2 separate regions of the Homo sapiens genome follow, and region 1 is linked to region 2. Evidence: chromatin loops called from intact Hi-C (ENCODE). Cell type or tissue: gastrocnemius medialis. All regions are shown on one strand. Each heading gives the region's core, and the rest is flanking DNA. Links, peaks and the distances in the headings are about the cores only. Region 1 holds the start of SCT (secretin). Region 2 holds the start of PHRF1 (PHD and ring finger domains 1).

The links. A loop is a pair of places that touch in the nucleus more often than their neighbours do. Peaks named below come from ENCODE experiments on the same cell type or tissue, not always from the same donor. Only the 100,000 strongest peaks of a DNase experiment are listed, where the experiment ranks them.
Region 1: a loop joins it to region 2, with 4 times the contacts of the local background. A loop is called at or near these places in 38 of 110 quality-filtered maps.

The regions. Positions count from the first base shown.
Region 1 is chr11:627,105-638,859 of GRCh38, forward strand. It overlaps SCT (secretin), which reads right to left and starts at 77. Exons shown (of 4, transcript NM_021920.4): 1 at 1-77. The coding sequence starts at 39. DRD4 (dopamine receptor D4) reads left to right here and starts at 10,165. Exons shown (of 4, transcript NM_000797.4): 1 at 10,165-10,485. The coding sequence starts at 10,201. RefSeq lists enhancers at 1-111, 8,447-8,982, 8,983-9,516, 10,052-10,585, 10,586-11,120 and 2 more. In gastrocnemius medialis, for the core only: a CTCF peak has its summit at 2,315; DNase peaks (open chromatin) are centred at 1,607 and 2,217; H3K4me3 peaks cover 699 bases; H3K27ac peaks cover 2,427 bases.
Region 2 is chr11:568,956-581,742 of GRCh38, forward strand. PHRF1 (PHD and ring finger domains 1) reads left to right here and starts at 7,515. Exons shown (of 18, transcript NM_001286581.2): 1 at 7,515-7,637; 2 at 12,537-12,651. The coding sequence starts at 12,558. It overlaps LOC124902805 (translation initiation factor IF-2-like), which reads left to right and starts at 2,639. Exons shown (of 4, transcript XM_047428004.1): 1 at 2,639-2,689; 2 at 5,783-5,810; 3 at 6,262-6,896; 4 at 7,468-7,641. The coding sequence starts at 2,639. The coding sequence ends at 7,641. It overlaps LOC143666 (a long non-coding RNA gene), which reads right to left and starts at 6,930. Exons shown (of 1, transcript NR_026967.1): 1 at 4,853-6,930. RefSeq lists an enhancer at 434-1,184. In gastrocnemius medialis, for the core only: no CTCF peak of the experiment used is centred there; a DNase peak (open chromatin) is centred at 7,206; H3K4me3 peaks cover 2,174 bases; H3K27ac peaks cover 1,655 bases.

The DNA of each region.
Region 1 (11,755 bases), core at 789-3,288, 53 kb after region 2:
GAGGAGCAGCAGCAGCAGCAGGAGGGGCCGGGGGGCCATGGCGGGGTCGGGGCGCAGGAGCTGAGCGCTGCGGCCACGGCCCCGGGCCCCCGCAAGGCCCCTTTATGGCGGCGCCCGGAAAGGGGACGGCCCGGCCGCGCCCAGCGATCCCGGGAAGGTCAGGGCCGCCCCCCCAGCTGTCGCCCCGGCCCGGCCTCCCGCCCCCTCCGCCGCGCTGGCGCCCCTCGGCCGGCTGGGGGAGGGGGACGTCCCGGCCTGGGGGGCGAACGGAGCGCGGGCCTGGGACCCGCAGAGGGAACCGCACCGCGAAGCCTCGGAGCCTGCGGGGGCGGAGGGGCCGGAGGGCTTGGGGGAGGGTTTGGGGGGGGACTGGGGGGCCCCGGGGAAGGGGCTGCGGCCGGAGTTCCGGAGGCCCCTGGAGCACCTTGCTGGGGCGAGTTCGTCTCCAGCTTCAGCGTGGCGTGACTGTTGGGGGGCCGGTGTTGCCATTTTATCTGCTTTGAAGTGCGCGATTCAGGATCATTCGGTGCATCCATCCCCACCATCCGTTCTCAGACTTTCCCGTCCTCCCAAAATCCGTTCACAGACGCTCCCGTCCTCCCAAAATCCGTTCACAGACGCTCCCGTCCTCCCAAAATCCGTTCACAGACGCTCCCGTCCTCCCAAAATCGTTCACAGACGCTCCCGTCCTCCCAAAATCGTTCACAGACGCTCCCGTCCTCCCAAAATCGTTCACAGACGCTCCCGTCCTCCCAAAATCCGTTCTCAGACTCTTCCGTCCTCCAAAAATCCATTCTCAGACTCTTCCGTCCTCCCAAAATCCGTTCTCAGACTCTCCCGTCCTCTCAAAATCTGTTCACAGACGCTCCCGTCCTCCCAAAATCCGTTCACAGACGCTCCCGTCCTCCCAAAATCCGTTCACAGACGCTCCCGTCCTCCCAAAATCCGTTCTCAGACTCTCCTGTCCTCCCAGAATGAAGCTCTGTCCCCATCAAACGCCCCCTCCCCTCCTCAGCCCCGGCGCCCCGTCCACTTTCTGTCTGTGGATTCAGCGCTTCCAGGGACTGCGCGCAGGGGGAGCCTCACGGGATTTGTCCTTTGGAGACCGGCTGGATTCTCAGCGCAGCATCCTCCGCCTTCGCCGCCGCGGCCTGGCCTGTGTGGGAATCTCCTTCCCTTTTGTGGGGAACTGTGTCCCGCTGTGTGCAGGGACCGCATCGACCGCGTCCGCTCATCTGTGGGCATCTTGATGGACACCTGGGCTGCCTCCCCTTTGGGGCGACGGCGAGTAACGCTGCTGTGAACGTGGGTGTGCAAACGGCGCTTCCCGATCCCGTTTTCAAGCGTTCTTGGTGTATAGTTATGAGGGAATTGCTGGGTGACAGAGTAATTATGTGTTAAATATTCTGAGGAAACGCCAAACTGTCTTCCCAGCAGCGCAGCAGGGACACGGTTCTTGTCCTCGCCAACACTTGCTACTTTGTGGCTTTTTGTTTGTCGCGTACTAACGATGCCGGTGGGTGCGACGTGGTGTCTCGCTGCGGTTTTGATTGGCATCTCCCTAATGGCCAGCGATGTGGAGCATGTTCTCAAGTGTCTGTGAGCCATTTATACATCATGGAGTGGACGGAGAAATGGCCGTCAAGCCCTTTGATGTTCTGCTGTGGTTGCGAGTCATGCACTGTATCCGTCTGTTAAATCAGCCACAATATTTTCCCCAGCGTTTGCATCATTTCACAGCCCCGCCAGCAATGTGGGGCTGGCTGGCTGGCTGGCTTGCTGGCTTGCTTGCTTTTCTTTCTTTCTTTCTTTCTTTCTTTCTTTCTTTCTTTCTTTCTTTCTTTCTTTCTTTTTCTTTCTTTCTTTCTTTCTTTCTTTTTTTCTTTTTCTTCCTTTCTTCCTTTCTTCTTCCTTTCTTCCTTTCTTTCCTTCCTTTCTTTCTTTTTCAGAGGGAGTCTCGTTCTGTCACCCAGGCTGGAGTGCCGTGGGGCCATCTCAGCTCACTGCAACCTCCGCCTCCCGGTTTCAAGCAGTTCTTGTGCCTCGGCCCTCCAAGTAGCTGGGATTACAGGTGCCTGCCACTATGACTGGCTAATTTTTATATTTTTAGTAGAGACAGGGTTTCACCATGTTGCCCAGGCTGGTCTGAAACTCCTGACCTCAAGTGATCCACCTGCCTCGGCCTTCCAAAGCACTGGGATTACAGGCGTGAGCCACAGCGCCCGGCCTCACTTTCTCTGCACACTGTCAACATCCCTGCAGTCGCTATTTTTAACCTTCAGCCATTCTCTCTGCGGCAACACCTCCTTGTGGTCTTAGTTGCATTTCCCCAGTGGCGGGTGATTCCGAACCTCTTTCCAGGTGCTTGTTTCCATTTGCATGTTGTCGTGGGTTAAATGTATCTTCACATCTCTTGCCCGTTTTTAAATTGTTCTCTACTGCTGAGTTTTGTTTTTTTTTTTATTGTGGGAAAACATGCATAACATGAAACTTACCATTTTAGCCATTTTAAAGTATGAAGTGATACTTAGTACGGTCACGGAATTATACAACCAGCACCGCTGTTTAGTTCCAGAACTTTTTACTCCCCAGATGGAAAATCTCAAATCCATAAAGCATTTACCTCCCCTTCCCCCATCCCTTCAGCTCCTGAGTAACAATGAATTTACTTTCTGTCTCTGTGGATCTGCCTGTTCTGGGTATTTCATACCAATAAAATCCTAAAAGCTGGGCATGGTGGTACATGCCTGTGGTCTCGGCTACTTGAGACGGTGAGGCAGGAGGATGGTTTGAGGCCAGGAGTTCGAGACCAGCCTGGGAAACATAGCAAGACCCTGGTCACTATTTTTATTTATTTATTTATTTTTATTTATTTGTTTTGAGATGGAGTTTCACTCTTGTTGCCCAGACTGGAGTGCAATGGCGCGATCTTGGCCCACTGCAACTTCCGCCTTCTGGGTTCAAGCAATTCTCCTGCCTCAGCCTCTGGAGTTGCTGGGATTACAGCACCACCATGCCCAGCTAATTGTGTACTTTTCATGGAGGCAGGGTTTTGCCATATTGGTCAGGCTGGTCTTGAACTCCTGACCTCAGGTGATCCGCCCGCCTCAGCCTCCCAAAGTGCTGGGATTACACGCAGGAGCCACCGCGCCTGGCCCCAGAATTTCATTCATTTTAATGGAAAAATCACACTGCATTTGGTTCATCCATTCACCTGCTGAGGACGTTTGGTTTATTTCTACCTTGTATATATTGTGTTTGTTTGTCTGCTTGAGACAGAATCTCGTTCTGTTGCCCAGGCTGGAGTGCAGTATATGATCTCCGCTCACTGCAACCTCCGCCTACCAGGTTTAAGTGATTCCCCTGCCTCAGCCTCCTAAGTAGTGGGACTACAGGCATGCACCACCACACCCCCTAATTTTTGTATTTTTAAAAAATATTTATTTATTTATTTACTTTAGAGACGGACTCTCACTCTGTCACCCAGGCTGGAGTGCACTGACCTGATCTCAGCTCACTGCAACCTCCGCCTCCCGGGTTCAAGCTATTCTCCTGCCTCAGCCTCCCAAGTAGCTGGGATTACAGGCACCTGCCACGCCCGGCTAATTTTTGTATTTTTAGTAGAGACGGGGTTTAACCCTGTTGGCCAGGCTGGTCTCCAACTCCAGGTCTCAGGTGATCCACCCGCCTCGGCCTCCCAAAGTGCTAGGGTTACAGGCATGAGCCACTGTGCCCGGCCAGTACTTTGTGTATTTTCAGTGGAGATGGGGTTTCACCATGTTGGCCAGGCTGGTCTTGAACTTCTGGCCTCAAGCAATCTGCCCACCTCGGTCTCCCAAAGTGCTGAGATTACAGGCGTGAGCCACCATGCCCGGCCCCTTTTGTATATTGTGAATAGTGCCGCTGTGAACATTTACATACAAGCTTTTATTTGAACACCTGTCTTCACTTCTTTTGGGTATGTAACATACCCACTGAGTCATATGGCAACTCTACGTGAAACTTGTTGAGGAACTGCTGGACTTCTTCTCACAGTGACCATTTTATATTCCCAAAAGCAGTGAATGTCTCCTCATCCTTAACACTTGGTATTTTTATTTATTTATTTATTTATTTATTTACTACCATGGCCATCCTAATGGATATGGAATGGTATCTTACTGTGGTTTTGATTTGCATTTCCCCAGTGACTAATGAGGTTGAGCATCTTTTCAAGTGCTTTGTGGCCATTTGTGTGTGACATATGTATATTTTTTGTTTGTTTGTTTGTTTTGGGGACGGAGTCTCGCTCTGTCACCCAGACTGGAGTGCAATGGTGCGATCTCGGCTCATTGCAACCTCCACCTCCCAGGTTCAGGCGATTCTCCTGCCTCAGCCTCCTGAGTAGCTGGGACTACAGGTGCCCGCCACCATGCCTGGCTAATTTTTTTGTATTTTTAGTAAAGACGGGGTTTCACCATGTTAGCCAGGATGGTCTCCATCTCCTGACCTCATGATCCGCCCACCTCGGCCTCCCAAAGTGCTGGGATTACAGATGTGAGGCACCGTGCCCAGCCATATTTTTTTTAAGACAGAGTCTCGCACTGTTGCCCAGGCTGGAGTGCAGTGGCGTGTTCTTGGCTCACTGTAACCTCTGCCTCCCGGGATCAAGCGATTGTCCCACCTCCGCCTCCCAAGTAGCTGGGATTATGGGCGCCCGCCAGCATACCCAGCTAATTTTTGTATTTGTAGTAGAGACGGGGTTTCACCATGTTGGCCAGACTGTTCTCGAACTCCTGACCTCAAGGGATCCGCCTGCCTCGGCCTCCCAAAGTGCTGGGATTACAGGCGTGAGCCACTGAACCCGGCCATTTGGGTATCTTCTTTGAAGAAATGTCTATTCAAGTCCTTTACTCATTTTCATTATTTATTTTATTTTGAGACAGGGTCTCACTTTGTTGCCCAGCTTGGAATATGTTGGCTCAATCACAGCTCACTGCGGCCTCAACCTCCTGGACTCAAAGGATCCTCCCACCTCAGATTCCCAAAAAGCTGTGACTATAGGCTCACGCCACCACACCCAGCTAATGTTTGTATTTTTAGTAGAGATGGGGTGTCTTTCTTTTTTTTTTTTTTTTGAGACAGAGTCTTGGTCTGTTGCCCAGGCTGGAGTGCAGTGGCACGATCTTGGCTCACTGCAAGCCCCGCCTCCCAGGGTCACGCCATTCTCCTGCCTCAGCCTCCTGAGTAGCTGGGACTACAGGTGCCCGCCACCACGCCCGGCTAATTTTTTGTAATTTTAGTAGAGACGGGGTTTCACCATGTTAGCCAGGATGGTCTCGATCTCCTGACCTTGAGATCCGCCCGCCTCAGCCTCCCAAAGTGCTGGGATTACAGGCTTGAGCCACCAAGCCTGGCCTGTTGTGGAGGATCTTCTATACATAAGACCATGTCATCTGCAAGTAGAAATAGTTTTCTTTTCCAATTTTGGATACCTTTAATTTCTTTTTCTTGAGTAATGCTCTTGCTAGAATGTCCAGAACAATGTTGAACAGAAGCAGCAGCAGTGGGCATCCTTGTCTCTTTCAAAGGCTTTTTGTTTCTCACCATTGAGTATGATGTTAGCTGTGTTTGTATTTTGTTTGTTTGTTTGAGACAGTCCCCCTCTGTCATTCAGGGTGGAGTGCAGTGGTGCGATCTCGTCTCACTGCAGCCTCCACCTCCTGGATTCACGTAATTCTCGTGTCTCAGCCTCCTGAGTAGCTGGGACTGTAGGCGTGCGCCACCATGCCCAGCTAATTTTAATTTTTGTATTTTTAGTGGAGATGGGATTTCAACATGTTGGGCATCTGGTCTTGAACTCCTGATCTCAAGTGATCCACCCGCCTCGGCCTTCCGAAGTGCTGGGATTACAGGCATGAGTCACGGCGCCCGGCCTGATGAAGTTTGTTTCTATTCCTAGTTTATTGAGTCTTATTATCATGAAAGGGTTTTGAATTTTATGAAATGGTTTTTTCTGCATCAGTTGGGATGATCGCGTGGGTTTTTCTTCATTCTGTTAATGTGGTGTATGACATTGAATTTCGTCTGTTCGTTCACCCTTGCATTCCTGGGATAAATCCCACTGGGTTATGGTACATAATCCTTTTAAAAATGCTGTTTTTCGGCCAGGCACTGGCTCACGCCTGTAACCCCAGCACTTTGGGAGGCCAAAGTGGGCGGATCATGAGGTCAGGAGTTTGAGACCAGTCTGGCCAACAGAGTGAAACCCTGTCTCTACTAAAAATACCAAAATTAGCTGGGCATGGTGGCACGTGCCTGTAGTCCCAGCTGTTCAGGAGGCTGAGGCAGGAGAATAGCGTGAACCCGGGAGGCAGAGGTTGTGGTGAGCCGAGATCACACCACTGCACTCCAGCCTGGGTGACAGAGTGAGACTCCATCTCAAAAAAAAAAAAAAAATGCTGCTTTTCTGGCAGGCAGCACTTTAAAAGGGACTGTGTTTGCTCATATTTTTTCGAGAACTTTTGCATCTATATTCATAAAGGATACTCATTTGGAATTTTCTTTTTGTGATATCATTACTGTTGAGTTTTGAGAATTATTAATCTTTTTTGTATACAAGCCATTTGCTGGATATATGATTGCTAATTTTTAAAAAAAATTTGTTTCTTTTTTAATTTTAATTTATTATTTATTTATTTATTTATTTATTTATTTATTTATTTTGAGACGGAGTCTCGCTCTGTCGCCCACGCTGGAGTGCAGTGGTGCGATCTTGGCTCACTGCAAGCTCTGCCTCCCGGGTTCACGCCATTCCCTTGCCTCAGCCTCCCGAGTAGCTGGGACTACAGGTGCCCGCCACCACGCCTGGCTAATTTTTTGTATTTTTAGTAGAGACAGGGTTTCACTGTGTTAGCCAGGATGGTCTCGATTTCCTGACTTCGTGATCTGCCTGCCTCGGCCTCCCAAAGTGCTGGGATTACAGGCATGAGCCACCTCGCCCAGCCTATTTATTTATTTTTTGACACAGAGTCTTGCTCTGTTTCCCAGGCCAGAGTGCAATGACGTGATCTCCGCTCACCGCAACCTCTGCCTCCTGGGTTCAAGTGATTCTCCTTCCTCAGCCTGCCAAGCAGCTGGGATTACAGGTGCACACCACCACGCCCGGCTTTTTTTTTTTGAGACGGAGTCTTGCTCTGTCACCCAGGCTGGAGCGCAGTGGCACAATCTTGGCTCACTGCAATCTCCGCCTCCCGGGTTCATGCCATTCTCCTGCCTCAGCCTCCTCAGTAGCTGGGATTACAGGTGCCCGCCACCACGCCCGGCTGATTTTTTTGTATTTTTTAGTAGAGACAGGGTTTCACCGTGTTAGCCAGGATGGTCTCGATCTCCTGACCCTGTGATCTGCCTGCCTCGGCCTCCCAAAGTGCTGGGATTACAGGCGTGAGTCACCACGCCTGGCCAATTATTTGTATTTTTAGTAGAGATGGGGTTTCACTATGTTGGCCAGGCTGGTCTTGAACTCCTGACCTGGTGATCCACCTGCCTCGGCCTCCCAACGTGCTGGGATTACAGGTGTGAGCCACTGCGCCTGGCGTAGACAACCCAATTTTTAACAAAAGCAAAGATTTTTAACAGGCACATTCCAGAAGAGGGCATGCTGACAGTTAACAGGCACATGGGAAAAGTGGTCAAACATGAGTAGCCATCAGGAAAATCAACGACGTCCTACTACACTAAAATGGAAGAAACATTGCCAGACGTGGCCATTTGCAAATGTCGTTTCCTGGTCTGTGTCTTTTGATTCTCCTGACAGCATATTTGAGTTAATTTTTTAATGTGTAAGGTATGAGTGGAGGTCCTCATTAAAAATTGTTTAGGCTGGCTGTATGGCTCATGCCTGTAATCACAGCACTTTGAGAGGCTGAAGTGGGAGGATCATTTGAGCCCAGGAGTTTGAGACCGGCTGGGCTAACATGGCGAGACCCCGTCTCTACAAAAAATAAGAAAATTAGCTGGGTGTGGCACCACGCATCTGTAGTCTCAGTTGTACAGGAGGCTGAGGCCAGAGGATCACTTGAGCCCAGGAGATTGAGGCTGCAGTGAGCCATGATTGCAGTAAGATGTGATCACATCCAGTTACATTTGATTTTCAGATAAACAACAGAAGTTTAGTGGAGGCTGGGGGCAGTGGCTCACAGCTGTAATCCCAGCACTTTAGGAAGCTGAGGCAGGTGGATCACCTGAGGTCAGGAGTTCGAGACCAGCCTGGCCAATATGATGAAACCGTGTCTCTACTAAAAATACAAAAAAATTAGCCGGGCGTGGTGGCGGGCGCCTATAATCCCAGCTACTCAGAAGGCTGAGGCAGGAGAATCGCTTGAACCCGGGAGACGGAGGTTGCAGTGAGCCAAGATTGTGCTGCTGCACTCCAGCCTGGGTGATAAGAGTGAAACTCCATCTCAAAAAAAAAAAAAAAAAAAAAACAAATTGGGGTTGTCTGTCTTTTCTCATTGTTTCCATTGTTTCTGGATCTGTGTGTCAGAGATGTGTGCTGCACACATCCTTTCTCCGCCTAGCTTGGTTTTCACTCTTGGTGGTCGCAGACATCTTGGGGGCTACTTGAAGGAACTCTAAGCCGACCAGAGGCTGGGCTGGACTCGCCGTTTGGCGCCCAGCCGGAGACCCCAGGGCCACCCTCCCCGGTTCCATCCTGGGAGAGAAGAAACTTCCACTGTCCCAGTCTCTCCTGTGGTGACTTCTTTTGCTCAAGGGTTCACAAGGGCAGCAGACTGATCTGCACAAGAGGGACTGAGCCTGGCTGCGGCCGCACCTGATGCCTGTGCACACCTGTCCCTGGTGGTCTCTCCTGTGGTGACTTCTTTTGCTCAAGGGTTCACAAGGGCAGCAGACTGATCTGCACAAGAGGGACTGAGCCTGGCTGCGGCCGCACCTGATGCCTGTGCACACCTGTCCCTGGTGCAGGCCCTTCCCCCGCAGCCCCGTGACCTTGTCCTGTGAGGCTCACGGTGCCTGCTCCTTCTCAGAGTCCTCATTTCTCCCTTTAACGCACGCCCTGTCAGCGCCTCCGTCTAGCCCGTGTCCTCCAGACCTTCGAGGTCAGGGGCCTCAATTCCTGGCACAGCCCCTCCACTCCAGGCCTCCCAGAAACAGACTAGAGCATCAGGATGTGCGCCGCCTGGGGTCCCACAGAGTGGTGCCCCCTTTTAGTGTCTTCTAGGCCCCTTAGTGACAGACTACAGAAAATACCTCTCAGGTCACAGGTCACCCCTCTTTGGTGAAGAGTCCATAGAATTCTCTGCTGCGCTTTGCAAGCACTTTCTCTTCTGCACGTTTGGAACCTACCCCGGCCTGTCGTGTCTTTCTCCTGGCCTCCTCGCGAGCCGAACCTACTGTCCGGTCCCGGGACCCCCTGCCCAGGGTCAGAGGGGCGCCTACCTAGCTCACGGTCTTGGGCCGGAGGGAATGGAGGAGGGAGCGGGGTCGACCGCTCAGCTGTCCGCCCAGTTTCGGAGGCGGCCACGCGAGGATCAACTGTGCAACGGGTGGGGCCGCGGCTGACCGTGGTGGTCGCGGGGGCTGAGGGCCAGAGGCTGCGGGGGGGGGGCGGCGGGATGAGCTAGGCGTCGGCGGTTGAGTCGGGCGCGGAGTCGGGGGCAGGGGGAGCGGGCGTGGAGGGTGCGCACGAGGTCGAGGCGAGTCCGCGGGGGAGGCGGGCAGAGCCTGAGCTCAGGTCTTTCTGCGTCTGGCGGAACGGGCCTGGGAGGGAGGTTTTGCCAGATACCAGGTGGACTAGGGTGAGCGCCCGAGGGCCGGGACGCACGCACGGGCCGGGTAGGATGGCGCTGGCGTCGATGCCCGCGCGCTTCAGGGCCTGGTCTGGCCGCCCCTCCATCCTTGTCGGTTTCTCGGGTCGCGGACCCCGCGCGGCGCCGGGCGATGCTGGCCTGCCCGTGGCCACCACCTCGCTTCATTCCCGTCTCTTTGGGCCGCCGCATTCGTCCACGTGCCCGTCTCTCCCTGCGCAAAATTCCAAGATGAGCAAATACTGGGCTCACGGTGGAGCGCCGCGGGGGCCCCCCTGAGCCGGGGCGGGTCGGGGGCGGGACCAGGGTCCGGCCGGGGCGTGCCCGAGGGGAGGGACTCCCCGGCTTGCGACCCGGCGTTGTCCGCGGTGCTCAGCGCCCGCCCGGGCGCGCCATGGGGAACCGCAGCACCGCGGACGCGGACGGGCTGCTGGCTGGGCGCGGGCCGGCCGCGGGGGCATCTGCGGGGGCATCTGCGGGGCTGGCTGGGCAGGGCGCGGCGGCGCTGGTGGGGGGCGTGCTGCTCATCGGCGCGGTGCTCGCGGGGAACTCGCTCGTGTGCGTGAGCGTGGCCACCGAGCGCGCCCTGCAGACGCCCACCAACTCCTTCATCGTGAGCCTGGCGGCCGCCGACCTCCTCCTCGCTCTCCTGGTGCTGCCGCTCTTCGTCTACTCCGAGGTGAGCCGCGTCCGGCCGCACGAGCATCCTCACCTGCTCCTCGGTTCCCCGTCCCTGTCCCTACGGAGGACCCGGCGCGACCCGGCCCCTTTCTGGTGCGGAGCTTCCAGCTGGGGCGGCGGCAGGGGCGCTGCGCCTTGTCCCTCGGCGATACACCCACCGCCGCCACCTCGCGACCTTCCACCCGCTGCGCTGTCTGTCCCCCGACCCTCGTTCCTCTTCTCCTTCCCCGTCTGTCTTGGCGTCTGTTATCCAGGAGATGCCCGTCCTTCTATCCAGGGACCCCGGAAACAGGCGACTTTGTCAAGCCCAGTCCCCTCCGTAGCTGGATTTCACCTCCAGGGCAGCCAGCTGGACAGACAGGCAGATGCAGGCTCAGCCCCCTGGCTGCCGTGGGACACACACACACACACACTGCCACAGCCACTGCCCACCACACACACCTAGTGCAGATGCTGGCACACCCCCAGAAGGAGGCTCACAGCTCGCAGGGGAGACCTGGGCTGGACAAAACCCAGGGGAGGGGAGGGTGTGTGGGGACCAGGCCCCTGCTGAGAACCCTGGGGGGAAGCCTGAGGGGGAATTGGGGGATGGAGCCCACACTCCACACCAGGTCTGGCCCTCGAGTGGGTCGGCCTTGGTGCCAGCCCCTCTGCGGCCAGAGAAAAGCAGCTTAGGGCTGAGCTGGAGACGCGGTGTCCCCGACTGTGGGGGAGGGGGACTCGAGGTTTCCCCTTGATGGACACAGTGAATCCAGGCGGCTGGGGCAGAGACCAGCAGCACGGGACACGCGTGACCTGTGCTCCTTTCGAGCCGCAGACGTCACAGTGACGACGTTTAAGCTCCTAATCTCCCCAAATCGGCGGGAAGGATTAGAGGGGCTGCCTGCTCCTTTGCCCTTGGAGAGAGTCACTCCACGTGGAGTCCTACGCTGGGCACTGGGCACGGTCTTCATATTTTTAATTATAATTTATCTTCAAGACAATTATGATGTGGATACTATCATCACCCTTGTCTTACAGATGAAGAAACAGAAATGAATTAACGTGCCCGAGTCTCCCACAGAGAACTTAGCCAACAGAGCAGCCAGCTTCGCTTCTAGGCCCAGCGGGGACCCTGCCTACCCCAGGCTGGGGAGGGGCTCCCTTTGAGCCCGATGATATCAGGCCCGCCCCCAGGGAATTCCCCAGGCCGTTCTCATGTTTGTAACAAAAGGGAGACCAAGGCCAGAAGCCGTGATTCACGCCTGTAATCCCAGGACTTTGGGAGG
Region 2 (12,787 bases), core at 5,777-8,276:
GCGCCCGGCGCACGTATCCCGGGCCGTGACCCGGGTGGGGCCTGCGCGGGCCCGGACACGGCGTCCTCGGGACGCACGCACCACCCCCCGGGCGGCTTGGGGTCCCCAAAGGACGCCCGGGTCCGTCCTGCTGGCGAAGAGGGGGCTCTGGCTCTGCCTGGTTTGCCTGGCGACCCCCACGGGGCGCCCTTGGGGGCTCTGGGTCCCTCCTGCGCGCTCTGTCTCCGCGGAAGCCTCTGGAGCCTGGAGGGGGTGCCTCAAGGGCTCAGGGGTCTTCGCAGCCCTGTGCCGGTCTTTGAGGGGACGAGGCGAGAGAATCCTGTCTGTGCGCTGAAAACGTGTAAAATCAAAGGAGCCTTGACGGTTTGACCTTCGTTAGGACTCGCAGGGCCAGCTTCAGACGTGGAAGTATCGGACTCCGGGGTGGGGCTCCAAAGTGGCAGCCAAAGGAGATTTGGCCGCCGGCCCCCCTTGGCACTGTCACCCTGGTCCTCGGCCCCGGGCCGTCTCCCCTCAGCTCCCTGGCCCTAAACTCACCGCCCTGCTCTTTGTCCTCCCCTGGCCCCATGACCTCCCTGCCTCGGCATCCGCGCAGGCCTGGGCCGCAGCCTGCCCCCTGCCCCAGCCCCGGCGGCAAAGTGCTGGGGCCCCAGGGAGCTTCCGAACCAGCCCATGTCCTCAGGGGCTTGAAGGCTGGGGACAAAAATTCAGATGCAGAGTCTGGGGTGACTCAGACATGATCAGCAAGACATGACCGAGGTCTTGCTGACCCCTTGACCCTTGGCCCCCGATAGAACCGAGTGGCTCCTTGCACCTGTGGCTGCCTGTGGATGGGGAAGGTGCCCAGAGGATCACGGAGCCACTCGGTTCTATTGGGGGTCAGGGGTCAGCAAGACCTCGATCCTGTGGGTCGTGAAGGAGCCTCTAAGAGTCAGTGGGGTCCCTGAGAAGGCCCACGTCTTCATGGCAGGGCAGAGGCTCCTAGGGCAGTCAGACTAGGGGACAAGAAGGGGCAAGAGGACAGGGCAGCTCTGTGTTCCTGTCGTGCCCTGCTGACGTGAACCCACTTCTGCCCCCAGTCCTGCCAATTTCACAGGCACCTTTTCTCAGCATCTGTAGTGAGTGGGATGGTCCCTCCGCCAAAAAGAAGATATATCCACATCCTAATACCCAGGCTTCCTAAATGTGCCCTCATCGGGAGAAAGCATCTTTGCAGATGTCATTAAGGGAAACATCTTGAAACGAGATCATCCTGGACTTTCTGGGTGGGCCCTAAATCCAATGATCAGTGTCCTTATAAAAGACAGGGAAAACAGGCCGGGTGTGGTGGCTCAAGCCTGTAATCCCAGCACTCTGGGAGGCCGAGGTGGGCAGATCACCTGAGGCCAGGAGTTTGAGGCCAGCCTGGCCAACATAGTGAAACCCCATCTCTACTAAAAATACAAAAAAATCAGCCGGGCATGGTAGTGTGAGCTTGTAATCCCAGCTACTTGGGAGGCTGAGGCAGGAGAATCGCTTGAACCTGGGAGGTTGGCAGTGAGCTGAGATCACGCCACTGCACTCCAGCATGGGCAACAGAGTACGACTCTGTCTCAAACAGACAAACAAAAAACACAAAAAAAGAGAGAAGGCCGGGCGCGGTGGCTCATGCCTGTAATCCCAGCACTTTGGGAGGCCGAGGAGGGTGGATCACCTGAGATCAGGAGTTCGAGACCAGCCTGATCAACATGGAGAAACCCCGTCTCTACTAAAAATACAAAATTAGCCGGGCGTGGTGATGCATGCCCGTAATCCCAGCTACTCGGGAGGCTGAGACAGGAGAATCACTTGAACCTGGGAGGTGGAGGTTGAGGTGAGCCGAGATCGCGCCATTGCACTCCAGCCTGGGCAACAGAGCAAGACTCCGTCACAAAAAAAAAAAAAAAAAAAAGGCTGGGCGCGGTGGCTCACGCCTGTAATCCCAGCACTTTGGGAGGCCGAGGCAGGCGGATCACGAGGTCAGGAGATCGAGACCATCCTGGCTAACACAGCGAAACCCTGTCTCTACTAAAAATACAAAAAATTAGCCGGGCGAGGTGGCGGGCGCCTGTAGTCCCAGCTGCTCGGGAGGCTGAGGCAGGAGAATGGCGTGAACCCGGTGGGCGGAGCCTGCAGTGAGCAGAGATTGCACCACTGCACTCCAGTCTGGGCGACAGAGCAAAACTCTGTCTCAAAAAAAAAGGAGAGAAAGAGAAAAGAGACACAGACACAGAGGGAGGCCATAGGAAGCCATAGCCAAGGAACGCCTGGAGATGAAGCTGGGAGAAGAAGGACCTCCCCAGATCCTCAACAAGGAGGGTGGCCCTGCCAGCCTGGATCTCTGACTGCTGGCTTCCAGACTGAGAGAATGCCTTTCTGTTGTCTAAGGGCTCTGGTTTGTGGCCGTTTGATATGACAGCCCTGGGACACACAGACACCTGCCTTCCCTAGGTAGAGAATGCAGCCCTGCCTGTTCCCTCCCCCAGCTCTGAGAGTTTTGACTCCTTTGTTCTCTCCCCACCCACCTCCTCCAGCCACCCCTGCCCCTGCCTCCCCCAGGCATCCACCTGGCTCTGGGGCTCCCTGCTGCTGGGAGTGGGATGGGTCTCAGCAGGGGGCGATGACTGGGCTCATTGCCCACCAAGCCCTGTATGTGCACACGGACCTGATGGTGGGGTGGGGGGCAGGGGTGGGAAGGGGCTGGGCTAGGCCCTCCGGGATAAGCTGGCCTGGCGGGACAGAAGCAAGGGAGCTCCCAGCCCAGCTCCATCCTCCCGTGCACACCAGGAGCATGCACACCATGCTTGCGTCTGCAAGGGGCAGGGGCAGCACACGGCAGTGTCGACCAGGAATCTGGCCGGAGCCTCAGAGTACAGGTCTGTGTGAGGCTGTGTGGGCAGGATGCACATGTGTGCACACTGACACTAGCAGGTGATGGGGGTTGGGGGGTGACCCGTCAGTGTACGGGGGAGGTGACAGTACTGATGAGGGGGTTGTATACAGGAGGTGTCTGCCTGCTGGTGTGTGAGGCATCTATCCACGTGCGAGCAGGTAAGGAGTCATTTTATGTCAGGTGTGTGGGTAGCGGTGGGGGTGGGAGTCAGGAGGTATTGGTATGTGCCCCTGCTCTCATGCTCTCAAGTACCACCTATGCACAGTTTGGGCCTAGTTTGGCTCTGGGCAGCTGCCTGGAGATACTTCTCACACCTGAGCCTGAGTGCTGTCTGACATACCTGGGTTGGTTGTGCACTGACCAAGGATTATGCTCACTGAGGACGTCCTTCATGTCTCCATGTGGATGTCTGTGTTTATTTATTTTTTATTTTTTTGAGACGGAGTCTCGCTGTCGCCCAGGTTGGAGTGCAGTGGCGTGATCTCGGCACTGCAGGCTCCGCCCCCTGGGGGTTCACGCCATTCTCCTGCCTCAGCCTCCCGAGTAGCTGGGACTACAGGCGCCCGCCACCTCGCCCGGCTAATTTTTTGTATTTTTTTTTTTTAGTAGAGACAGTTAGCCAAGATGGTCTCGATCTCCTGACCTCGTGATCCGCCCGCCTCGGCCTCCCAAAGTGCTGGGATTACAGGCGTGAGCCACCGCACCTGGCGTTTATTTATTCATTTATTTATTTTTGAGACAGAGTCTCACTCTGTTGCCCAGGCTGGAGTGCAGTGGCGCGATCTTGGCTCACTGCAGCATCTGCCTCCCAGGTTCACGCCATTCTCCTGCCTCAGCCTCCCGAGTAGCTGGGACTACAGGCACGCGTAACCATGCCCAGGTAACTTTTGTAGTTTTAGTAGAGATGGGGTTTCACCGTGTTGGCCAGGTTGGTCTCCAACTCCTGACCTCAGGTAACCCTCCTGCCTCAGCCGAAAGTGCTGGATTACAGGTGTGAGCCACCATGCCCGGCTTTATTGTTTTTGAGACATGGTCTCACTCTGTCACCCAGGCTGCAGTGCAGTGGTGCCATCGCGGTTCACTGCAGCCTCAACCTCCTGGTCTCAAGCAATCCTCCCACCTCAGCCTCCCGAGTAGCTGGGACTACAGGTGTGCACTACCATGTCAGGCTAATTTTTTAAATTTTTTTGTAGAAAGGAAATCTCACCATGTTGCCCAGGTTGGAACTCCTGGGCTCAAGTGATCCTCCCGCTGTGGCCTGCCAAAGTGCTGGGATAACAGGGCAAGTGCCACCGTGCCTGGCCTGGGTGCATGTGTTTATTATGACAATTACCAGCAGCCCCCCAGGCATCCCGTCCTCCTTCCCAGGAGCCTCGGCGTGTCTGTGGATGCCCCTGCATCTAGTGTCCAGCAGGCAGGCACGTGGCACATGTAAAGGTAGGGGAGGTGCCTGGTGCAGGGCAGAGGGCGGTCCCGCAGCCCGCTGGCTGATCACACTGGACCCCACCTGAGGCGTACCTATCTCGTCCTCACAGTGACCTAAGAGGTAGGCCTGAGCACCCACATTCCTGTTTCACAGCCAAGGACACAGAGGCACACAGAGGTTGAGAAACAGACTGAAGTGCGTGAGTTCAGGTGGCTGGCCTGGGTGACTGCAGTGACACCCAGCCCCTCTGGCCCACCGAGAATAGATTGCTCCAGAGTCCTCCTCAGTCGTCGGCACCATCCACTCCTCCTTCCTGCAGGGGCATTTTCAGAACCCATAAGTGCCTGTTATTTCTCCCATTGCAAACAGAAAACTGTGGGCGAAAGATTACCTAGGTGCCGAAGCAAGAGACTGAAGGCACAAACTGTTTCAGTATAATAAAGAAAATAGAATAAGAATAGTCCTAATACGAATTAGATACAGAGATGATCATGGAAAATTATCAATCATTATTATAAATATTAGTCATTAGCTTTTAATATTACTCTTTGTGGCATTACTAATACAACCTAGGAATAACCGGCGGGTATAGGGTCAGGTGCTGAAGGGACGTTGTGAGAAGTGACCTAGAAGGCAAGAGGTGAGCCCTCTGTCACGCCAACATAAGGGCCGCTTGAGGGCTCCTTGGTCAAGCGGTAACGCCAGTGCCTGGGAAGGCACCCGTTACTTAGCCGACCGTGAAAGGGAGTCTCCTTTCCTTGGAGGAGTCAGGGAACACTCTGCTCCACCAGCTTCTTGTGGGAGGCTGGATATTCTCCAGGCCTGGCCTGCAGTCATCCGGAGGCCTAACCCCCTCCCTGTGGTGCTTGAATGATCACACTCCTTATCCACTTTCATGCTCCTCCCGTACTCCTGGCTCCTCTTTGAAGTTCGTAGTAGATAGCGGTAGAAGAAATAGTGAAAGTCTTAAAGTCTTTGATCGTTCTTCTAAGTGCAGAGAAGAAAATGCTGACATATGCTGCCTTCTCTCTTTGCTTCGGCTGCCTAAGAGGGAAGGGCCCCCTGTCCTATGATCACGTGACTTGCTTCACTTTATCACTTAGAAGATTCACCCTCCTTACCCTGCCCCCTTGTCTTGTATGCAATAAATATCAGCGCACCTAGGCGCTCAGGGCCACTACCGGTCTCCACGTCTTGATGGTAGTGGTCCCCCGGGGCCCAGCTGCTCTTTATCTCGTGTCTTTATTACAATCTCTGGTCTCTGCACACGGGGAGGACACCTGCTAAGCCCCCGTAGGGCTGGACCCTACAGAAAACCACACCCCTCTCTTGCCCTGCTCCTTAGTTACCTCCACCTTTACCTTCCCCTTTGCAGCAAATTGACCTGAAAGAGAAGTTGGTGTTCACAGCCCCTGCGTGCTCTCTGCTCACTCTCCAAACTCCAGCCCCTGGCCCCAGCGCCGCTGGCCCTCGGTGAGTCGCAGTGGCCCACCCTGCTGCACCCAGGCTCCCTCCCCCGCCTGTGTGTGCACGCCCTCTCTGGCTTCCAGAAGCCCCTCTCCTGGTTTGTCCTCCGGCCCCCACCCCTAGCACCCCCTGTGCCCCTTCCTAGTCTCCTTTGCAGATTCCAAACCTCTTCAAGTTGGAGTCCCAGAGTTCAGGCACTGGTCCCCAGTCACACCCCACATGCGATTCCCACATAGTTCTCTTCATCCAGTGCAGCCTCTGCCCACTGCATCTCCTCTGACACGTCCCATTCCCCCAAGGGCGCTAGATAAAGGGGCACCTGCGGACACACACGCTGAGGCTCCTGGGAAGGAGGACCGACCGCCTGTGTTCAGCTTAGAGCCCCCGACCTCCATCTGTCGCTGCTCCTCGGGGGCTGCTGGTAGTTGTCATAATAAACACAGACACCCACGATGAGACGTGAACACGCTCCTCAGTGAGCATTCTTGGGCAGTGCACAACCTCCCCAGCCATGCCAGCCCGCGCTCAGGCCTCCCCCGTCTTCCCCGTCTCTCCGGCGTCGGTTCTCAAGCTCGTCCTTCCCCGCCTCATTTCTCCAAAAGTCCGCAGCAAATCCTGGCAACTCCGCCTTCAGCATCTACCGGGAGCCGGCACTTCCCACACCTGCGCAGACCCACCCGGGCCCCAGCCCAGGCAGCCCCTGCACGGGGAGCCCGCGGGTCTCTGGCGCCCGCTCGGGACGCCTCCCCAGCGCTCCCCGCAGAGCGGCCAGGGGGTCTCGCGAGTCCGCGCCAGCTCGGGATCCCCGGAGCCTCCCCTGGTGCGCTGCAGCCACGCAGGCCTGCGTCCCGAGGCCCACACGGCTTCTGCGCGGCATCCTCAGGACGACCTGGAGCCAAATCCACACGGGACGGCACAGCAGCGTCCTGCCGAGCCCGCCTCGTCCGCCAGCGCGCACGATTCACCGCGCCTGCTGCGGGACGGGCGGACGCGGGGCTGGGCTGGAATAGCCGGCTCACGGAGGGCTCCGGCAGTGTTTGTTCAGAGGAGCGCGGCGCTGGTAGCAGGCGACGCCAGGACTCTTCTCCCCAGGTGCTCCCGCCGCGCGCGGGGCTAGGGAGGAGCTGCGGGCGGGGTTGCGGCGTGGGGGCGGGGCTGCGAGGGTGGGGGCGGGGCTGCGGAGCAGCGGGCGTGAGGCGGGGCTGCGAGGGAGGGGGCGGGGCCGTGGGCGGCCGTCCCGAGGCAGGGCGGGGCTGCAGACGTGGGGGCGGAGCTGCGGGCGCGAGGCGGGGCGGGGCTGCGGGGGTGGGGGCGGGGCTACGTGCGTGGGGGCGGGGTGGGGCTGCGGGCCCGAGGAGGGACGGGGCTGCGGGCGTGGGGGCGGAGCTGACGTACAGGAAGCAGCTCCCATTCGCTCTGGGCGGTGGGCGGAGATCCGGGCGGTACCAGCTGTCCCGGCCGCGGGGGGGACGGCCTGGACCAGCCCATGGTCGCGGGTTAAACAGTACGAGCTCTTCCAGGATATTGGTCTCCCCGGGCGGCAGTCCTGCATTAAAGAGTGTTTCCAAGGTGGAAGGGAGGCCGTTTGAACGCCTCGAGACCCCCGGCTGCAAGGAGTGGCACCTTCCTCACTTCAGTCATTTCTTTCCCGCTCTGGTCTCAGTGGTTCCAGTCAGCGAGCAGGACAGAGGAGCCCGGAAGAGGCGCCGTGCACTTCCGGGTCGAAGAGCGCACGGCGGCGGCAGAGGCGGCGGCGGCCGGGCCTAGGAGCGACTCTCGGTCGTGCAGCGGCGGCGAGCGCTCGCGAGCGGCTGCGGGACGCGAGGTTTCCGGGTAAGTGCGGCGGCCGCGCCGGCCCTGGGGGCCCTGCTCCTCCGGGCCGCGGGCCGCCTGTGGGCGCCACGCGCTTTGTCTGCGGCCTGCACCGCGGGGCGAGGCCTGCGCCGCGCTGGCCGCGGGCCGGGAGGGCGGGCGGGCGCGCGCGCGCTGGGAGGCCCCGCCGAGACTGGGAGGCCCCGCCGAGACTGGGAGGCCCCGCCGAGACTGGGAGGCCCCGCCGAGACTGGGAGGCCCCGCCGAGACTGGGAGGCCCCGCCGAGACTGGGAGGCCCCGCCGAGACTGGGAGGCCCCGCCGAGACTGGGAGGCCCCGCCGAGACTGGGAGGCCCGTGGCCTGCGGGCGGACGTCCTGGGCTTGCGAGGACGCGGCGAGAGCCCACTCGCCTCGCTCTGTGGCACCCACGCCCATGCCCCCTGCGAGTCCGCCCTGCCGCGTTTGGGAGAGAGCTGTGACTTCGTTGCCTTGTGTCCGGCCCCTGTGCATGGTTGCCGTCGTGGGCTTCTGGCCTTGTCTGCATGTCCACAGGCCTGTGTGGCTGGCGGTTTTCCTATTCCTTAACTCTTGCAGTCCTCACAAGAGCCTCTCAGGTGTAGGTATTGTTCCCGTTTTACAGAGGAGGGGATTGGAGCCCAGAAAGGCTAAGTAACTGGCCAGCGCCGGCAGCCGGGGATCCGCGCCAGCCCCGACTCCTACCATGCTCCTTTTGACGGGGCTTGTGTTGCCCCTTCTTCGGAGTTTATGTGCTTTACTTGTTTCGACAACAGCAGAACAGCAGTCAGCTGGGTGAACCACGTTCTGGCCAGTGGTCAATGGACAGGCTCTGAGGCCGAGCTGAGGTTTGACTTCGGGTTTGGCATAGTTGATCTCTCTCCTGGACCATCCGGTTTTCTTTCTTATTGGAAGAATGTTAAGTCAGAGTGCTAGTGGATGGATGGCACCTCAGCATCATGGCCATGACAAGCCTGGCCTTGGCCCTCAGCAGGGCTGTGTTTATCTCAGGCCCGCGGAGACCTTTGTGCGTGCCTGACTTTTTGACTTCCATTGCAGTTGACAATTTTGAGTTCTCCTAGCTGATACAGCAGATGGTGAATACAAGAATAAAAGTCGGCCTGAGTTGAGGTGTTGGACTTGGCTGCAGGCTTGTTCAGTGCCTGGGATGGGCACTCAGGTGCCGAGACTGGCGTGGAACGGGGTTGCAGGCACCCCGGACACCAGAGGCCCTTTTCATTCCTTAGTAACAGTTGGGACTGCCAATGCATTGGTTCCCCTGAATTTGAAAAGAGAGAGAAATAGCCTTTCCAGTTTTTTGTTTTCCTCTTTAATCCCCCAAATCTGGAGGCTAAGCAGGAGAGTCACAGTGGTTCCTCCACCCCAGAGCTCTGCTAGCCCAGCCAAAGGTGGCCAGCAGCTGGGAAGGGCTGTGGTCTTTTCTGCAGAAATGGCTTCCTGGCCTGTGGCCTGGGACATGGCAGAGGTGGGTATGGGGAAGGGAAGATTTGTTGGAGTTGGGGCTGCTGGTGCAACCAGGAGGTCCTAAGCTAGGGGCTCCCATTAACCCAGCATCCTAACTACAGGTCCTGGTGGTCCCAAACAGGTCTTGTGCCTGGTGCTTGTGCCAGAGGGTACCTGCGGAGGCTTCCTGGGTTATTTTGTGTTCTCTGGCAAAATAGCCCCTGGTTACTTTTGTGTGATATCGAGGAAGGATGTTGTTCAGCCTCACGTAACCTGAACGTTCCTGCTGCTGTGGTGGAGGAGTGTAAGAGGCCCGTGGAGTCTTCCCTCACCAGCTGTGGTAAAGTTCAAAGGCCTCAGGACTTAGCCCCACAGGTGCATGGACTCGCAAAGTTCAGCCTCATTCCTGAGCTGGTATTTCTGGCCAGCTCCTATGTGCCAAACCCCACACGGCCTCACTGATCTCTTCTGGCAGCCCTGGGGCAAGCCCTGCCATTGCCTGTCGCCCCACCTAACCCTTGGAGGTGGTCCCCAATCTCAGTGCATCAAGGGAGAGGCCAGGAGCTGTTTGTTCACATACTATGGCTCACTGCAGCCTCGAACTCCTGAGCTGAAGTGATCTTTGCACCTCAGACTCCCGAGCAGCTGGGACTACAGGCGGTTTCCACCACACCTACCTGGTTTTTAACGGTTTTGCCATGTTGCCCAGGCTGGTCTCATAACTTGCAGGCTCAAGTGATCTGCCTGCCTCAGCCTCCCAAAGTGCTGGGATTACAAGCATGAGCCACCACGCCCGGCTGATTCACATTTTTTTTTTTGAGACTGAGTCTCACTCTGTCGCCCAGTGGCATGTAGTGGCGCGATCTCAGCTCACTGCAACCTCCGCCTGCCAGGTTCAAGCAATTCTCCTCCGGAGTAGCTGGGACTACAGGTGCACGCCGCCATGCCCGGCTCATTTTTTCTATTTTAGTAGAGATGGGGTTTCACTGTGTTGCCTAGGCTGGTCTTGAACTACGGAGCTCAGGCCGTCTGCCCACCTTGGTCTCCCAAAGTGCTAGGATGACAGGCGTGAGCCACTGCACCTGGCTACCAATTCACATTTTTTACTTTCTATGTGAAATTCATCATCAAATGAGGATTTGCACTCGGGACAGTTGGACCCTGGGACTCCCCCAGCCCTGCTCCTCCCCCCAGCCCTGCTCCTCCCCCCAGCCCTGCTCTGTTATCTCTTAGGTGGTCTCTTTGAAGTGTTCCTTGGTAGATTCATGTGAGAGAGTCTGCCTCCCTCTTTCAGATATGTTTCTCCAGGGCAGGGACTGCATTCGCCTTGTGCTGCACAAAGTAGGAGCAGGGTAGGTGTTGGAGCAGGCGTCCTGGAAGATGTGGGGTCTGTTGTCAGGGTGGTCACAGCTATTGCCAGGGAGTTAAGGTCCTCTTATCTGAGAGCTGTGGTCACTGCTAGGTCTCAGTGCATGCTGTGGGAGAGGGGTCACCCTCCTGGATGGGCCGTGGCCCTCGTGTGTCTCTCAGAGCCAGTGTCTCTAGGATTCAGGTGCGGGACGAGCAGGGCGTCTCTGCGGAGTTGCTGGGTCCACCAAGCACCAGGGGTGCAGACTGCCTTGAGCGGGGATCATGACCAGGTGTTTTCACCTTAGGGTGGCAGGTAGAAGAAAGGTTAATTACTAATTTGGCAAAACTACTTCTACAATCGCTGTTTCCAGGCAGTAGTAAGATTTGGCAGTTGACAGTTGGATGGAGTTGACATTCTTCACTGTTTTATAAGGCATCATCTTAGAATCTAGGGTTTTGCACTGTCTTGTCAGATGGGAAGTGAGGCCGTCCTGGTTTCTGAGCCCCGTTAGGGTTTGTTGTCCAGGGGTTTCCAGACAGCAGTGGCGCTGACAGCCACTTTCCCCCGTTGCTGTGGTACATGTGCAGCCCACAGTGGTGGTGGGAGCTGAGCTCCAATGCAAGGAGGCCCTGAACTCGAGGGCAGCTCTGGCCCCCTACTTCCTGGCCTCTTGTGCGATGCGCTTTCCTCTGATCATGGATGGAGGTTGGACTTGGTGGGAAACAGAGTGCTGCAGGGCCGGCTTCACTGCCTCGCTGGATTCCTGACTCACTCTCCTAGGACAGGCCTTTCCTCCGAGAGTCGCCTGGGAAACAAGGTCAATAGCACTGATGAGAAATGAACCACGTGCACGTATCTCCTTTCTTATCTGGGACCAAAGTTTGAGGCCCTGGTGTGGAAGGAGGAGCGTGTCCAACTAGATTTCCCAAGGCTTTGTACGGGATCCTGTGTGGTTTCACAGTGACCTTGCAGAGTGGGAAGGGCAGGGGTCCCGGCTGACGGGTCAGGGCCTTGAGCAAGTGGTCTTGGGAGCCGAGGGGTGGGCCTGGCCTCTGTGCCTTCTGCCTCCTCAGCTCTGGGTACCACTGGGGACTCAGCAGCACCCTGGTGGATGGGGTTGGGGTGCGGTCAGAGGAGCCTCCAGGCATCCCAACAGTGGCCAGCCTTGGCAGGGAGAGCACCCTACGTGTCACTGAGGCCCCTCTTGTGCCCAGCTGATAAAGCCCGGCTCTGCCTCAGCTCAGGATGAGGCCGTTTTGTTCGTATATGGTGTTGCGATTCCTCAGGAGCATTGCAGTTTTTTGAGATGGAGTTTTGCTCTTATTGCGCAGGCTGGAGTGCAGTGGCGCGATCTCGGCTCACTGCAACCTCCGCCTCTCAGGTGCAAGCGATTCTCCTGCCTCAGCTTCCCGAGTAGCTGGGATTACAGGCGCCCGCCACCACGCCTGGCTAATTTTTGTATTTTTAGTAGAGACGGGGTTTCATCATGCTGGCCAGGCTGGTCTCAAACTCCCGACCTCAGGTGATCCGCCTGCCTCGGCCTCTCAAAGTGCTGGGGTTACAGGCGTGAGCAGCTATGCCTGGCCTAATTTTATATTTTTAGTAGAGATGGGGTTTCTCCATGTTGGTCAGGCTGGTCTCAAACTCCCGACCTCAGGTGATCCGCCCGCCTCAGCCTCCCAAAGTGCTGGGATTACAGGCGTGACCAATTTTTTTTTTTTTTTTAGTTAAAAACAAATTTTTATTTTCTGGCCGGGTACAGTGGCCAGCTAGGATCTGGCTTTATGGGTAGCTCTGTAAATGTGAATCATGTGTAAGGCTTACTGGTGAGGGTTGTTCTGTGGGTGATATCTTAGGGCTCACCCTTCACGTGCTGTGGCGGTGGATGTGACACTGGGACACTGGGGTGTGGCCTGTGGGGATACTGCTGAGAGTTGTTCTGTGGGTGATATCTCAGGGCTCACTCTTCACGTGCTGTGGCGGTGGATGTGACACGGGGATGTGGCCTGTGGGGAGAGGTCATAACTCTTCAGAGGGTTCTTTGCAGCCTGGGACAGTTTGGAAGTTGCTTGGCTCTTCTTTCTTTCAGAGCTGAGCTCAATGTGCAGCAATGGATGACGACAGCCTGGATGAGCTTGTGGCCCGGAGCCCAGGGCCGGATGGACACCCACAGGTCGGCCCTGCGGACCCGGCAGGTGACTTTGGTGAGCTGCCTAGCGCCGGGTAGGGGCGTCCCCAGGAGGAGCAGGGTGCCTGGTGTTTCCCTTTGGAGGTCGTCTGTGTGTGTCACTTGTCAACTTTCAGTCTAAAAAAATTATGCTTTGATTTTAAATTGCGGAA